Linked DNA regions of Homo sapiens: all the other regions are linked to region 4. Evidence: read pairs that join two places in POLR2A ChIA-PET (ENCODE). Cell type or tissue: PC-9. All regions are shown on one strand.

Evidence for each region. ChIA-PET counts read pairs that join two places held together with the same protein. Peaks named below come from ENCODE experiments on the same cell type or tissue, not always from the same donor. Only the 100,000 strongest peaks of a DNase experiment are listed, where the experiment ranks them.
Region 1: POLR2A ChIA-PET joins it to region 4 with 5 read pairs; 6 of 35 experiments call an interaction of 5 or more read pairs at or near these places.
Region 2: POLR2A ChIA-PET joins it to region 4 with 8 read pairs; 1 of 35 experiments calls an interaction of 5 or more read pairs at or near these places.
Region 3: POLR2A ChIA-PET joins it to region 4 with 7 read pairs; 4 of 35 experiments call an interaction of 5 or more read pairs at or near these places.

What each region holds. Positions count from the first base shown.
Region 1 is chr14:102,177,085-102,181,084 of GRCh38, forward strand. All of the region lies in intron 1 of WDR20 (WD repeat domain 20), which reads left to right. Among named protein-coding and RNA genes, the nearest start is that of WDR20, 39 kb to the left of the region's middle. In PC-9, no CTCF peak of the experiment used is centred here; no DNase peak of the experiment used is centred here; H3K27ac peaks cover 1,271 bases.
Region 2 is chr14:102,280,912-102,284,911 of GRCh38, forward strand. It overlaps MOK (MOK protein kinase), which reads right to left. Exons shown (of 12, transcript NM_014226.3): 2 at 2,567-2,681. Among named protein-coding and RNA genes, the nearest start is that of MOK, 22 kb to the right of the region's middle. In PC-9, no CTCF peak of the experiment used is centred here; no DNase peak of the experiment used is centred here; H3K4me3 peaks cover 266 bases; H3K27ac peaks cover 2,454 bases.
Region 3 is chr14:102,185,321-102,189,320 of GRCh38, forward strand. All of the region lies in intron 1 of WDR20 (WD repeat domain 20), which reads left to right. Among named protein-coding and RNA genes, the nearest start is that of WDR20, 47 kb to the left of the region's middle. RefSeq lists an enhancer at 1-23. In PC-9, a CTCF peak has its summit at 1,357; DNase peaks (open chromatin) are centred at 291, 1,931 and 2,631; H3K4me3 peaks cover 1,799 bases; H3K27ac peaks cover 4,000 bases.
Region 4 is chr14:102,123,350-102,127,349 of GRCh38, forward strand. It overlaps a transcript of HSP90AA1 not described here. Among named protein-coding and RNA genes, the nearest start is that of WDR20, 15 kb to the right of the region's middle. In PC-9, no CTCF peak of the experiment used is centred here; DNase peaks (open chromatin) are centred at 1,282, 2,282 and 2,882; H3K4me3 peaks cover 1,241 bases; H3K27ac peaks cover 2,901 bases.

The DNA.
Region 1 (4,000 bases), 54 kb after region 4:
TTACTGATGACATCAAATCCAAGCTAAGCCTAGTAAGTTACCCTGTCAGTGCCTCTTCAAAATCTCTCTATCATCATTTCTCCTGATGAGATTCTCCCATTCAGATATTGAACTAGCTGAGCTGAGACCATTGTTTTCACACACTTGTTTATCTATTTGTCTCACTCTTTTCTCAAGTGCCTTCCCACATATTTCTACTTGCCAATGCCATTGCCCAAGTATTTTACTTCTTACGTTTACAGAAGCTGTGAGACTGCAGGAACTGTGAAAAACATCGGTATTTGTCCCAGTGTTACTAGGCAAAAGGGGCTTGCTGTCCAATGTGCCAGAAGCCTGTACTGTGACACTGGGTTTTTGAGAAAGTTTTCTCAAAACCCAGTGAAGGGAGTCTACTAGCTATGAGAAATATAGCCAGATGAGAATCGAGCCACTGGGTTTTTGAGTATTTTCTCAAAAACCCAGTGTCGTGATATTGGCTTTCTTTTTATTGCAAGTCGACTCACAAGGAGTCAGGAGTTCAGCTCAAATCTGTCTCTCTGTGCTGGCTTTAAGGCAGTAACTTTATTAGAAAAGCTTTAGGGAGTGGATTCTGGGAGTAGCAGGTGATTGATATAAGGAAAGGGGTGGTCTGGAAAGTCTTCAGGCTTCCGCAGTTATCTATTCATGCCTCCTCATGGGTCCCATGTGCAAATTTGGGGGAAGTTAGTATGAACCATGTGGTAGAAATTTAAGCTTGTTCTACACAAACTCCAGTCACCTATATTGATTCCAACCAATTTTAGCCTGTTATGTTTTCTGTCTTACAAGTGGAGGGCATGTCAGTAAGTTGTTTCTTTTCTTATCTGCAATCCTGCAAACTTGAGAATTTCTGTTAGTCATTGGTGTCTTTAACTCTTGGGGTCATGGTTTCACCAGTCCTGAAGGATCCCTGTGCCTTGGCATCCTCATTTTTTATAACATGAGTTTGTATCTTTTGTAGGGTGGTGGAGTTTGAGATCTGTATATATGGGGTTGAATTGTTATGTGGCTAGGTGCAGTGGCTCATGCCTGTAATCCCAGCACTTTGGGAGGCTGAGGTGGGTGGATCGCTTGAGGTCAGGAGTTCGAGACTAGTCTGGCTAACATGGTGAAACCCCGTCTCTACCAAAAATATAAAAATCAGCCAGGTGTGGTGGCATGAGCCTGTAGTCCCAGCTACTTGGGAGGCTGAGGCAGGAGAATTGCTTGAACCCCAGAGGCAGAGGTTGCAGTGAGCCAAGATCGTGCCATTGCACTCCAGCCTGGGCTACAGAGTGCGACTCTGTCTCAAAAAAAAAAAAAAAATTGTTTGGCGTGTGTGTATTCCAGATCCTCAGTGAGTTCCTTGTAGGAATGGACCATGTTTGTGCACCTCTTCTCCCTCTCTTCCCTTACACCAGTGGTTCTCTTAGGCGTGGTCCCTGCCCAGCAGTATCAGCGTCCCCTCAGAACTTGTGGCAATGAAGATTCTGGGCCCCTGCACTTGAACACTGCATCAGGAACTGTGAGAGCAGGCTCAGCAATCTGTGGTGTAACTAGCATGCCAGGTAATTCTGATGGGCTAGTTTGAGAACCACTGCCTTATAGGATCTAGTATTGGTTTACCTCACAGCGAACGAAAACTCAGCTCACTGACTATTTAATTTGTAGACTATACTAATCACTGCTGATTTGTTTCTATCTCATCACAGCTCCCATTTACTGAATAGCTACACTGGGCTAGGCACTGAACTAGGTGCTGTCACATGCATTGTCCCTTATGATCTCACAGATACTTTGCAGAAGAGGGAGTGGCGCGTCCCACTTTATATTATATAGAGATGAGAGAGGGGAATCTCTGAGGGATGTAGTAACTTGCCAAGGCTACACAGCTGGTAAGTGGCAGCCGGAGATTTCAGCAAGGCCTGTCAGACTCCAAAGCCTATGTTCTTTCTAGCACCCCACCCCGCTTTTCATGTAAACTCTTGCTCCCAGAGAATGCGTGTGCCTGTGTGGCTGTCATGTGGTTTTATAATAAATGGTTGTAATACCTGTATTTCTAGATTTCTCTCCTCATATACTTAACCCACCCAATAAGCAGCAACCTTTCAGCTTTTTAAAAAAAGACTATTTTCTATTTAATAATATTCATTTATTTACAATGTGTCAGAATTAGGAGGTATTATAAAAGCGGCCTTTGAGATCATATTCTAACCTCTGTATTTTCACAGGTAGAGCCATCATATGTGCTACTCTATTTTTGTCTCAGAAATTAAACTTTCATTGAGGTGTAAATTGGTATACTACACAGTTCTGACCTCTGAACTTCTAACTTTTTTTTAAAGTATTTTTTTTTTTCTAAAAAAAAAAAAAAGAAAGAAAAAAGAAATGGGGTCTCACTATGTTGCCCAGGCTGGTCTTGAACTCCTGGCCCCAAGCAGTCCTCCCATCTCAGCCTCCCAAAGTGCTAAGATTACAAACATGAGCCACCACACCCTGTCTGTATTTATAACTTAAAAAAATTATGCTACATCAAGTACAGTAAAATCTTAACTGATTGGAAAGAGTAATTTTACTGGTTTAACTTTGCCCTTCCTCACCCCCTTCATTTTCAAATCCCTCCCCTCATATTTGTACATACATTTTCCAACAGGTGGCTAAATATTAACTTTTATTTTTTAAATGCTTTGTAAGGAATCAAATACTTATTTCCACGCTAACTCACTGTAGTTCTTGGTTTGAGTGCATTTAAAAAATGTAAATTGATACTATTAATAATGATAACAGTTACGTCGGGACGGTGGCTCACGCCTGTAATCCCAGCACTTTATGAGGCCGAGGCAGGCGGATCACTTGAGGTCAGGAGTTCAAGACCAGCCTGACCAACATGGTGAAACCCTGTCTCTACTAAAAATACAAAAATTAACCAGGCGTGGTGGCAGGCGCTTGTAATCCCAGCTAGTTGGGAGGCTGAGGCAGGAGAATCACTTGAACCCAGGAGATGGAGGTTTCAGTCAGCTGAGACTGCACTCCAGCCTGGGCGACATAGCAAGACTGTCTCAAAAACAAAACAATAATAATAATAACAGCCAGTACTTACATAGCACTTACTTTGTTCCAGGTATGATTCTGATCACTTTACATATTTTAACTCCTTTAATCCTCGAACGCTGCCTGTAGCAGGGTCACTGTTGTATTAACCCCATTTTCCCATTTTGTGGAAGTGGTGGTATATAAAAGCAAATAGCTTGTTCAAGCTCACAAGACAGAACCTGAAGGCATCTTGGCTCCAGAGTCTCTGCTCTTAACCACTCTTTAGAGTGTCTTGCACGTTTTCAACCAGAGCTTTCTCTATATAACATATCACTTTACACTTTTAAAATAGCATACTATTTATTGCAACTCCTGGGTTCAAGGGATTCTCCTGACTTAGCCTCCGGAGTAGCTGGGATTACTGCTTGGGGTGAAGAATTCTGTAAGAATTTTGTGAGAGCAGGGCAAGTACTCAGGCTTGCTGTGGGCAACAAGAAAAGTGGGGACGTTGTGTTATTTTGGGTCTCTTCATATTTAAAGACAAATCTAGTTGTAGTACTCTACACGGAGGAGAGATCAGATCTTGCTGTGTCACTTTAGAGATTCTCTTTTGGTTTGTAGTCACAGCTGCTGTCTATGAGACCTGCTGCTATTTGGAGCTTTACCCTTTGTCGTAACCATGTGAGGGGCTGGCCTGCATTTCTTAGCTTTCCATATCTTTGTACCCTAGTTTAAAATTGCTGCCTGTTTCCGCCATCCTTGTATTTGCATACAGAATTTTGCATACATCCTTGCTGACTAGAGTTTTTTTGGTGAGTATTTGGCTGCATGGCAAAGGGATGATTTTCCTGAAGGTGGCCAAAAGCTTTGGAAAGAGCTGTGGATGTGGTCTTTGTCATTAGTTCATCAGGACACATTCAGCTTGAAAGCTTTGAATTATCAAGAGGCAAGCAACTCATGTCTTCCAGTA
Region 2 (4,000 bases), 160 kb after region 4:
ATAGAGGCTGGACCCAGGACTGTAATCCTAGCACTTTGGGAGGCCAAGGCAAGTGGATCGCTTTGAGCTCAGGAGTTCGAGACCAGCCGCAATATGGCGAGACCCTGTCTCTACAAAAATACAAAAATTAGGCTGGGCATGGTGGCTCACACCTGTAATCCCTGCACTTTGGGAGGCCAAGGTGGGCAGATCACTTGAGGTCAGGAGTCTGAGACCAGCCTGGCCAACATGGTGAAACCCCATCTCTACTAAAAATACAAAAATTAGCCGAGTGCTGTGACGCACGCCTGTAGTCCCAGATACTCGGGAGGCTGAGGCAGGAGAATTGCTTGAACCTGGGAGGCAGAGGTTGCAGTGAGCCAAGATCACGCCACTGCTCTCCAGCCTAGGTGACAATGCGAGACTCTGTCTCAAAAAAAAAAAAAAATTACAAAAATTATCTAGGCATTTGGTGGCTTGCACCTGTAGTCCCTGTTACTCATGAGGCTGAGGCTGGATAATCGCTTGAGCCCTGGAAGCAGAGGTTGTAGTGAGCTGAGATCACACCACTGCACTCTAGCCTGGGCAACAGAATGAGACCCTGACTCAAAAAAAAAAAAAAAAAAGAAAAAAAAAAGCATCACACCCTACTGTTCAAAATCCTGTACTGGCAACTTTGGGTCAAAGGTGGCTGTTTAAGGAAGTCTGTTTTTTTGTGTTTTTTTTTTAATTTTTGTAGAGATGGGGTCTTGCTATGTTGCCCAGGCTGATCTTGAACTCCTGTGCTCTAGCAATCCTCCTGCCTCAGCCTCCCAAGTAGCTGGAATTTCAGGTGTGAGCCACAGCACCCAGCTGTCTGCTCTTTAGATACGGGATAATCAGTATACTGTGCATCAAATCCTCTCTCATCAGTGGTTTACAAGTAAAGATGGAGTCGGGGAAAGATAAAGAAACACAGAGAATGCAGAATGCATAGAGAGGAAGAAGTGCTAGAAGAGAAGGAGCAGAACACCTGGTGGCTTCAGTCTTCCTAGTGGTAGGTAAACTACCGTATGCATTGGGCAGTGAAGAACAAGGATTTGCCTTAGCAGAATCTGGGTTCACATCTGGCTCTGCCCACCCAGTAATCTAGAAAAAATGTCAAATTACCTCACATCTCTAAGCACCTATCCTCATATATGAAACAAGGATAACTACCCTATCCAGATGTCATGAGGATGAAATTACTGTTCTTGGCCAGGTGTGGTGGCTCACACCTATAATTCCAGCACTTTGGGAGGCTGAGGCAGAAGGATCACTTGAGCCCGGGAGTTCATGGTCAGCTTGGGCAACACAGTGAAATCCCATCTCCATTTTAAAAGTTAACTAATTAATTAAAAAATGAAGGCTGGGTGTAGTGGCTCAGGCTGAGCGTGATGGCTCAGGTTGGGCATGGTGGCTCATGCCTGTCACTTATGTTATATTAATATAATATTAATATATTAATTTATTCACAGTTAGTTAAATTGCAAGGACCTCTAATACATTTAGACTAAGGTTGCATTTATAGAAGTCCAACACACAGCCAGGCACAGTGGCTCATGCCTGTAATCCCAGCCCTTTGTGAGGCTAAGGCAGGCAGATACCTTGAGGTCAGGAGTTCAAGACCAGCACGGGCAACGTGGTGAAGCCCCGTCTCTATAAAAAATACAAAAATTAGCCAGGCGTGTGGTGTGCTCCTGTGGTCCCAGCTACTCAGGAGACTGAGGTGGGAAGATCACTTAAGCCTGGGAGGTGGAGGCTGCAGTGAGCCAAGATCGAGCCATTGCACTCCAGCCTGGATGACAGAGTGAGACCCTGTCTCAAACAAAACAAAACACAAAAACAAACAAAATCAATGGGCTAGGCACAGTGGCTCACACCTGTAATCCCAGCACTTTGGAAGGCCAAGGCGGGCGGATCACTTGAGGCCAAGGAGTTCAAGACCAGCCTGGCCAACGTGGTGAAACCTGATCTATACTTAAAAAAAATAATAATTAGCCGGGCTTGGTGGCACATGCCTGCAGTTGCAGCTACTAGGAGGCTAAGTCACGAGAATCGCTTGAACTGGGGTGGCGGAGGTTGCAATGAGTCAAGATTGTGCCACTGCACTCCAGCCTGGGAGACAGAGTGAGACTCTGTCTCCAAAAAAAAAAAAAAAAAAATCAATGGATCATAAAATCAAATGGATCATAAAGGGTTCACTTCCGAGCTCTCTATCCTGTTCCATTGGTTGATATATCATTTTTTTGCTGTTTTTTTTAATTAAAAAAAAAAGAAATCCAACACATTTATAACTTTTAGGAACATACAGACTGTTTAAGGTGAGACACACTTTTGAAACTTAAACTTTTTTGTGGTCATTCATCACTGATATTACAGTAAGCCTGGATATGAGTAAACTCCAGTATGATAAACATAACATTAGCATATAACCCTCACTGCCCAAAGAAATCTGATTGTATCTTACATATTATTAAATTAATAAAGCTCCCCCCTAATATTAAGTTGCCGTTATTGACTGAAACTTGGATCTGTGTTTGGTCCCAAGTGCATCTCTGTAGCCTACCTTTCAAAGCGCTGCTTCATTTGTTTACATGCATAGTAGTTTCCATCTCTCAGGCTTTGCATCTTCATAACTTCAGAAAACGTTCCCTCTCCTATTTTGCCAATTGCTTTATAGTCTATAAATAAAAATGATTACAAAAATAAAATGTTATTTATGCATACACTTGTATTCACTTCCAGACAGCAAACTTTTAATCTATAAGATAATTTAAACAGCAATATACTGAGAATTGTTTCTCCTATCTTTGTAAGATTTAGTGGTCCCCTCAACTTTAGGGGAAGCTGGAACAAAGCATCATTTCCTTCCAGTCTGTGCCCTCCCTTGTATAGCAGGAACCACCTTACCTGGATCCTGGCCAGTGAGGAGAGGCTCAGCTACCCTACAAGATTCAGAAGATAGAGGAGCAGCAGACGTGGGATTCTTCCAGCAGGGGTGGGCATGGGCATGAGCTTAGGCTCTGGGCTGATGTCATATTGCAGCAGCAGCCTCTAAGGACCCTCCTGAAATTGACCTTCCCTGGTCCTATAGAGGGCCCAGCTGATCCGCAACAGTTTCCTACAATTCTTGCACTTCCTAATTTTCTGAAAGCTAACAGCAACTTTCCCTGGGTGTGCTGCCACCACATCACCCCAGCCCTGATAATGGTTTTGGAAGCCTCTAGATCACTATGTTAAATGCCTTCCTGCTTGATACCTAGGGTAGTTTCCATTTTCCTGACCAAACCCTGACTGACAACAAATGAGCACCTTGATGTGGGGTGCTGCTGTGAACAAAAGTCTAAAATATGTTAGTTTGGCTTATTGGTCAGGTGGCAAAATGCTAGAGAGCCTGGCATATCATGATGAAATATCGCCCACTTAAAGGAATGCCTGCACTCACTGCTGCCTTTCATGGACCCAGTGTCCGCTGAGCCTGCTGGCCTAAGGAAAGTGGTGGGAAGAGTCAGAATGATGGAGTACGCTAATTACTACTGACTGCCTTAACAAGCTATTTCAAGACAAAGATAAGTACAGGCAAGAATGGCTATACCACTTTTCAAGCAGAAATGGAAGGAATAAGTAAAATCTAGAGAGCAAAAGTCTCACCAGTTGTAAAAGTTTCTACAGCCCAAATAATAGGAGAGTAAGACTGCAACAACATTGGCAGAGAACGGTCTGTGAGCCTTCTCCATTGAACAAATGGCTCATCTTTGCGGCAGAGATCACAGGAAGGCTGTTACAATCTCTGGGCATTTGTTTCAGAAAGCTTCAAGGAAGCTCCTACAAATTGAGACCCAGAGGCATATGAGCGAGGCCACAAAGAAATAAGGCAGGCTTGGGGCCAGGCGCGGTGGCTCACGCCTGTAATCCCTGCACTTTAGGAGGCCGAGGCAGGCAGATCACCCACCTGAGGTCAGGAGTTCCAGACCAGCCTGGCCAACATGCCAAAACCCTG
Region 3 (4,000 bases), 62 kb after region 4:
AATGATTGAAAAGAAGAGGTAGATCTGGAATCTGGGCCACACTGAGAAAGGCTGGAATATTTGAGTCCCACTTCAAGAAGCCTAGGAACATGGAGTTACATGGTGATAGAATCGTAGAACTAGGTGCCACCTCACATGTCTGTTGCATCACCCCAGCAGTAGACGGCGGTGCAGCAGAAGGCACACGGGCTGGAATTTCGATGGCCAGACTCTACCACTGGGTTCCTCTGGGCGGCTGATTCTATTTTCTTGTTTACAAAATGGGAGTGGCAGTTGTACTTACTGCGCAGGTTTGTAGCGAGGTTTCAAAAAACTGATCCATGGAGGTGCTTTGTAAACTGTAAAGTGATGTACTAATATTTACTGATGGAGACTGTTTGCTTTCATGGATGGACACCCAAGAAGGCATTTATTCTTAGCATTTTGGTCAGCAAAAGAATTATCGAGATTGCGCCACTGCAGTCCAGCTGGGCGACAGAGCGAGACTCCATCTCAAAAAAAAAAAAAAAAGCATTATATATTTGCTTTTATATACATTTGGCTGTAGGTCTCTTGGTTTCTATCACTTCACTGTTCTTTTCCTCCATTTTCAGAATTGTTTCCTTTCTGTGACAGATATTCAGTGATAACCTTCTGTGTGCCAGGCCCTCTATTAGATGTTGGAGACAGGGAGGTAAATAACACAGATAAGTTCTTGTCCTTTTTGAAATGAAACACTGAAACTGTACAATTGATTACTGTTTGTTTTTCCTATGGGCATAAGTGACCCAAGCCTAACTGACTTCTTATGTTTCTGACATACATATATTTTAAACAAGTGTTAGGCTCTTTACATACTGTTAATGCCAACTGTTCAGATACGTTGGCTGTAACTACTGAATTGAAGATACTGTGAGAAACATGGATTGTGTGGGTCTTTCCATAAGGTAAACCTGGTTTTGTGGCCCCTTCAAGGGCAGCGGTGGGACTGTGGAATTGGCATCTGTGTGGTGCTGTGCAGCTGATTGTTACTTGAGCGTTAAACTGTTCGCCTACACATGAAGTGTGGGCAGTTGAAGGTGTTTGAAAATCACTGTGTGGTATTTTTGTCATTAGACCCACCCAGTTATTTCCCATTATGTTGAAGAAAATTTTGGTTACATAGTTGAGCTTTGTTCAAAAGGTGAATATCAGCTCTGATTGGCCAAGGTCTCTTTTCATCTTCAGTGCCTCCCCCCACAACACCCCCCTCCGGTTTCACCAGGGTGACAAGCAGATGTGGTCCAGCCCCAGGCCCTGGACTGTGGACTAATCAATCCCTAACAGGCACTAGCAGCCCCAAGCCTGACTAGGTTAAAAGTTCCACCAAGGGCCGGGCGCAGTGGCTCACATCTGTAATCCCAGCACTTTGGGAGGCCGAGGCAGGCGGATCACGAGGTCAGGAGATGGAGACCACCCTGGCTAACATGGTGAAATCCCGTCTCTATTAAAAATAAAAAAAATTAGCCGGGGTGGTGGGGGGCGCCTGTAGTCCCAGCTACTCGGGAGGCTGAGGCAGGAGAATGGCGTGAACCCAGGAGGTGGATCTTGCAGTGAGCCGAGATCGTGCCACTGCACTCCAGCCTGGGGGACAGAACGAGACTCTGTCTCAGGAAAAAAAAAAAAGTTCCACCAAGAAAACCTGCGGAACAGTCTTTGCAGTGTGGTTTATTTTGGATCTCAGGTTTTAAGATAGGCCCCTAGTCGTTCCACTTCTTTTCTAGTAGGTGATCCTTTGTGGCCCTTGGAAGTAATTTCTTGGCCACTTTTGGTCCCTGTTTTGGTTGTCTGAGATGTGGTCAAGAGGAATGATAATAGCACTACAGTCGTTCTCTTCTGATTTTCAAAATGGCTTATGGCAACCTTTGATGTTACTCAGACTGCTCCAGCTAGTTTTGATTAATTCATTCAGGCTGTCAGTGACTCAGCAGCCTCCTGGCTTCTTTCTTGTTTTTAAAAGGAGCTGGACTTTCACAATATATGGAACATAGTTAACATATTGCAGCTAATAAGTGTGGCACATAATGATAGGCATCGGTGAAGGGGTCTGGAAGAATGTCACACATAGGCTGGGGGGGGGCTCAGGAGGACATGACATCTCTGCTTTTGTGAATATGAGGATAGGGGACTTTTTTTGGGTGAAAGAAGGAATGGCAGGAAAGGCAAGGTGTCAGAAGCACAGGCAGCAGCCAAGGGTCTTTGGGGTAATGTATGTGGAGGGGCGGGGGTGATAAGGCCACATTGGGCAGCCTGTGAGTGCTAAGCTGTAGGCCCTGCAGAGCCGTGGCAGTGGTGGAGTGGGAGAGTGACCTAAGGCTTCCCGAAGATGTGTCTGGCAGAGTGTAGGGCGAATTGCATGTGATTGGAAATGGGTGGAAGGAGACTGGCACAGAGCTAGAGAGGCTGAGCTAAGCTGGGGAAACCCAGGCTGGATGAGGGCCCTGAAGCTGTCCTTTGGGCAGGGGTGCCAGGCAGGGGACCCAACAGAGCGCCAAGTATAAAGCTGGTTGGGGTGGGGCTTAAGGATGGGAGGAGTGGACTTAGGAGGTAGAGAGTGCTTTGGGTGTAGGCCAGGTAAGTTTCTGGTCTGCCTGCATTAGGCACTTGGTAGCTGTTAGCTATGCCAGTAAAAGGATCTTTTACTTTTCTGGCAAGACTCTGCAAGACCGGTTCTCTCTTAGGTGATTCTCAGGTGGGGATGGGGAGGGAAGATGTGAAATTTAGGGAAAATAAAACTACCTTTATTACCTACACTATTTCCACCTGATTCATTTAAAATTATGTCTAAGATTATAATTTGACACACATTTTTCAAAAGAGCTCTGAGATATTTTTCATACCACATCAGATGCTTCTGGGCACTGAGGAGTTTTATCAAGTAAAACTTTACCAGGCCTATGTGATGTGACATGGCTGTTGCCTGTGATGCCACAGGCTTCCCAAAGCCCCCTACTGAGGCCCACTAAGTTGGTGGGAACCAGGCTGCAAGCTTTTTGCCTTTGGTGGAATAGCCCCTCTCGGGTTCAAGTCCTTCCTCCACATTTCTGTCCACTCAGCAGCATTCCTGAGGGAAGAGTGGGCAGGCAGGGCTATGGTGAAGGCATGAACTGGAACTGGAGGGCTTCTTTTGCAGACCCTTTGTGGTACTGGAAAGAAATTCCTCAAGGACCTATAGGCTCATTAGTGCCATGCTAAACTGACCCAGCTGACTCTGAATTTCAGTAGTATTGTTCCAGAAAAAAATTCCAGCCAGGCATGGTGACTTACATCTGTAATCCCAGCACTTTGGGAGGCTGAGATGTGAGGGTTCTTGGAGCCTAGGAGTTTGATACCAGCCTGGGCAACATGGCAAGACACTGTCTCTACAGAAAATTAAAAAAAAAAAATTAGTTGGGCATGGTGGCACGCATCTGTGTCCCAGCTACTTGAGAGGCTGAGGCAGGAGAATCAGTTGAGCCCAGGAAGTTGAGGCTGTAGTGAGCTGTATTTGCATCACTGTACTCCAGTCTGGGCAGCAGAGCGAGACCCTGTTTCAAAAAAAAAAAAAAAAAAAAAAATTCCAGAGATCTTAAGGATGAAAAGTCTAAGGAAGGCCAGGTATGATGGCTCATGCCTGTAATCCCACCACTTTGGGAGGCCAAGGCAGGCAGATCACTTGATGTCAGTTCGAGACCAGCCTGGTCAACATGGTTGAAACCCCGTCTCTACAAAAAATACAAAAATTAGCTGGGCGTGGTGGCACGTACCTGTAATCCCAGCTACTCGGGGGGCTGAGGCAGGAGAATCACTTGAACCCGGGAGGCAGAGGTCGCAGTGAGCCCAGATCGCACCACTGCACTCCAGCCTGGGTAATAGAGCGAGACCCTGTCTCAATAATAATAATAGTAATGAAGAAAAAGAAAAAGTCCAAGGAAAAGAGAAGTATTACATTTAAAAATGTTTACTTACTGATCGAGGCTTTGGTAACTAGTTGTTTCTTTAG
Region 4 (4,000 bases):
TGCACTCCAGTCTGGGCAACAGAGCGAGACTCGGTCTAAAAAAAGAAAGACAAAAAACAAAAACAAAAACAAAAAACCCTGTCATTTCTACAATGTTGAGTCTTGTTACCTAAGAATGAGGTGTTTTAATTATTTTGTTTCTTCAGAATTTAAGAGTGCTCTTCAAGTAGTTTCTAAAACCTTGTGGTTTTTTTTTTCTTTTTTTTTTAAGAGATTGCATCTCACTATGTTGTCCAGGCTGGTCTCAAACTCCTAGCCTCAAGGGATCCTCCCGCCTTGGTCTCCTACAGTACTAGGATTACAGGCATAAGCCACTATGTCCAGATAGTTTATGAACATGTTCTAAATATATTCAGAGAAACTGTGTGGTTCATCTCAGGGGGCACCATTCACACTGCAGTCAATGAAATTAAAGGCACCCCCCACTTCCCTGTGAGATGTATACTAGCAACCGTGTTTTTTTTAATTGAGACAGGGTCTCATTCTGCCAACCTAGGCTGGAGTGCAGGGGTGTAAACATGGCTTACTACAGCCTCAACCTCCTGGGCTCAGGCAATGATCCCACCTCAGCCTCCCCAGCAGCTGGGACTACAGGTGTGTGCCACCACACCTGGTTAATCTTTAAATTTTCTGAAGAGATGGCGCCTCCCTCTGTTGCCCAGGCTCCTCATGAACTCCTGGCCTCTGCCTCCCAAAATGCTGGGATTACAGGCGGAAACTACCACGTCCAGCCTATTTATCTTATTTTGTTATTGTGAATGTGACATTTTCTTCCATTATACTTAAATTAGTTACTATTTGACAGAGAAAGTAGAGACAGTTATTGATGTTTGAATGCTAATTTTTTTTTTTTTTTTTTTGAGATGGAGTTCCACTTTGTCTCCCAGGCTGGAGCACAATGGCACGATCTGGGCTCACTGCAACCTCTGCCTCCTGGGTTCAAGTGATTCTCCTGCCTCAGCCTCCCACATAGCTGGGATTACAGGTGCTCGCCACCATGCCCAGCTAATTTTTGTGTTTTTAGTAGAGGTGGGGGTTTCACCATGTTGGCCAGGTTGGTCTTGAACTCCTAACCTCAGGTGATCTGCCCACCCTGGCTTCCCAAAGTGCTGGGATTATAGGTGTGAGCCACTGTGCCTGGCCTGAATGCTACTTTTTAAATCTGCTATATTACATTGTCTATTGTTTCTTTTTTTCTTTTTTAGAGATGGGAGTCTAGCTATATCCCCCAGGCTGGAGTGCAGTGGCACTATCATGATTCACAATGTAAACTTGAACTCCTGGCCTCAAGCAATCCTCCTGCCTCAGCCTCCTGATTAGCTGGAATTACAGGTGTATACCACCATGCTTGGCTTCTTATTGTTTCTTACAGTTCTTCAGTTGATCCTCTTAGATTTCCAACATCTAATCATATATAAATAATAATTTCATTTAAAACTTTTATGTACTATACTGTCACAATATTAAATAATGTGATCATGAATAGAATTTATGTTATGTCTTTTGACCTTAAGTCCAGTGCTCTTTTTTGAGTATATATTCAATCCACTAAATAGTTATTGAGCACCAACAATCTATAAAGCATTGCTATAGATGAGAAAGACATGGTAAAAAGAAAAATCATTCAGTGCCCACATTCATAATCTTTATTTATTTTTTTGAGATGAAGTCTCACTCTGTTGCCTAGGCTGGAGTTCAGTGGTGTGATCACAGCTCACTGAAGCCTCAAACTCCTGGGTTCAAGCGATCCTCCCATCTCAGCCTCCCAAGTAGCTGGGACTATAGCCATGTATCACCATATCTAGTTAATTTTTATTTATTTTTTGTAGAGATGGGGGCTCCTTGTGTTGCCTAGGCTGGTCTCCAACTCCTGGGCTGAAGTGATCCGACTGCCTCAGCCTCCCAAAGTGCTGGGATTACAGGCATGAGCCACTGTGCCCAACCTCATAATCTTTTCTTATCCCAACAAACAGATCTAGAGCCACAATAAAAACCCAGTTGATAATTCTTGCAATGTTAAAACCTATCCAGCAAATTCAATATTCTATCCTACTAAACTGAAATGTGACCATATGCAAAAATTATTCTCCAAGGACAGGAGTGTTTCGTTTTTGTTATTTTTTAGGAAGAGGGAAGCAGAATGAGCTGGGACTAAGGAAGTGAGTGAACAATGGGCATGCTAAGTAGATATTTACCTGAAAGCCAAATACATAAAATAAACAAGGGGCTGAATCTCCCCCGCTCAGAAAGCTAGAAGCAGAGCTTTCTGAAAGCATGAGTAATGTGACCTAAGGCAGAGTTTAACCTCAGGGGGAAGGTATAAGAAAAGAAAGCATGCATGAGCATATTTTTAAGTCTGTGAACTGCAATCGTGTGTAGCGAACAACCTAGTGAGATGAGACAGCAATGTAATAAATGTCATAATAAAGTTAAGTATTAACATAAGGTGCTAAAAGAGAATCTTTCTCAAAGGTGAGTCACTCATTTGGCAAGTGTGTATTGAGTACCTATTGAATGTCAGGCCCCAATCTACACACGACATGCCAAACAAAAATAGGCAGGATCCCTATTATAAGCTTACGGTCTACTGAGGGAGGTGGCTTTTATTTAAGAAAACATATAAATATGTGTGTGTATGATGTATATATTATTAGAAATTGTGCTAAGTGCTATACGGGAAATAATTCCATGAGAAAATAAGGTGACATAACTTACATTTGGGGCCTCAGGGAAAGCCTCTCTGAGAAGGCAGCCTTTAAGTTGAAAAGTGAGGGATGAATAAGCAGAGAGCATACCAGGCAGGAGTGATTTTTGGAGTGAAGTCTTCTGGGATGAGCGGCCTTCTATTCCCTCTGATGAACAGAGAGGAAAGGGAATCTCACTTATGCAAAAGCATGAAAGCACAGGTGTGACAGGTATGAGGAACTACAAGTTACCATAGCTCAGTAAGGGGACACGTGGACATGGAAACACCAGGAAAAGAGAAAAACAAAACGCAAAAATATGAAGAAGATGGAAGAGGAACAAACTAGAAATCCAATTCAGTATGTGTTGATTATTTACTATGTGCTTAGCAATATCTTAGGGGATTCTTAAAGCGGAAAAAGAATGGCTCCTCCTCTCAAGAAACTCGGAGTCTAAATGGGTAGATACTGACTGCATCCTCGACTAGATTCTTTTTTTTTTTCTTTTTTGAGACGGAGTCTCGCTCTGTTCCCAGGCTGGAGTGCAGTGGCGCAACCACGACTCACTGCAAGCTCCGCCTCCCGGGTTCACGCCATTCTCTTGCCTCAGCCTCAAGAGTAGCTGAGACTACAGGCGCCCGCCACCACGCCCGGCTAACTTTGTTTTTGTACTTTTAGTAGAGATGGGGTTTCACGGTGTTAGCCAGAATGGTCTCGATCTCCTGACCTCGTGATCTGCCCGCCTAGGCCTCCCAAAGTCCTGGGACTACAGGCGTGAGCCACTGCGCCCGGCCGACTAGATTCTTTTAATATCATAAACTGTGTTTTTGTTTTCCCAATCAGTAACTCCTAAAATGAATTTTTAAATTAACAAATGAATCTTACTTCCTGCCACAGGCCCCAGCTACTACTTTACAGCAATCTATGGCTAAAAATCACTGTTTTACTGGCTGCTTCTCAAAAGGCCAATAATGCTGATGAGGCTCTTCAGAGAGTGAGAAGTACTTTTTTTTTTTTTTTAAATCACCTCTTCATAGCCTCCTCCCAATAAGTACTTATAATTATATATAAGTAACAAGTTAATTTTTTCTTTACATATAGCATACTAGCTCTTTAAAAAATCTCATCTTTCCTGTTTCAGGATCTCAGATAGAAAAAAGTTAGGAACTGTTATTGAGGCTATTAAGCTTGAACGTCCTTGCTCTAATCTTTGCAAAGATAAAACCCACAATGCTCATTAAGCTGCTTGGATAAGCTGTTGTTTTACTTCTTACTGGAGGAGCTTAACAATGAAAAACAAAGCTAGCATGAGTTCT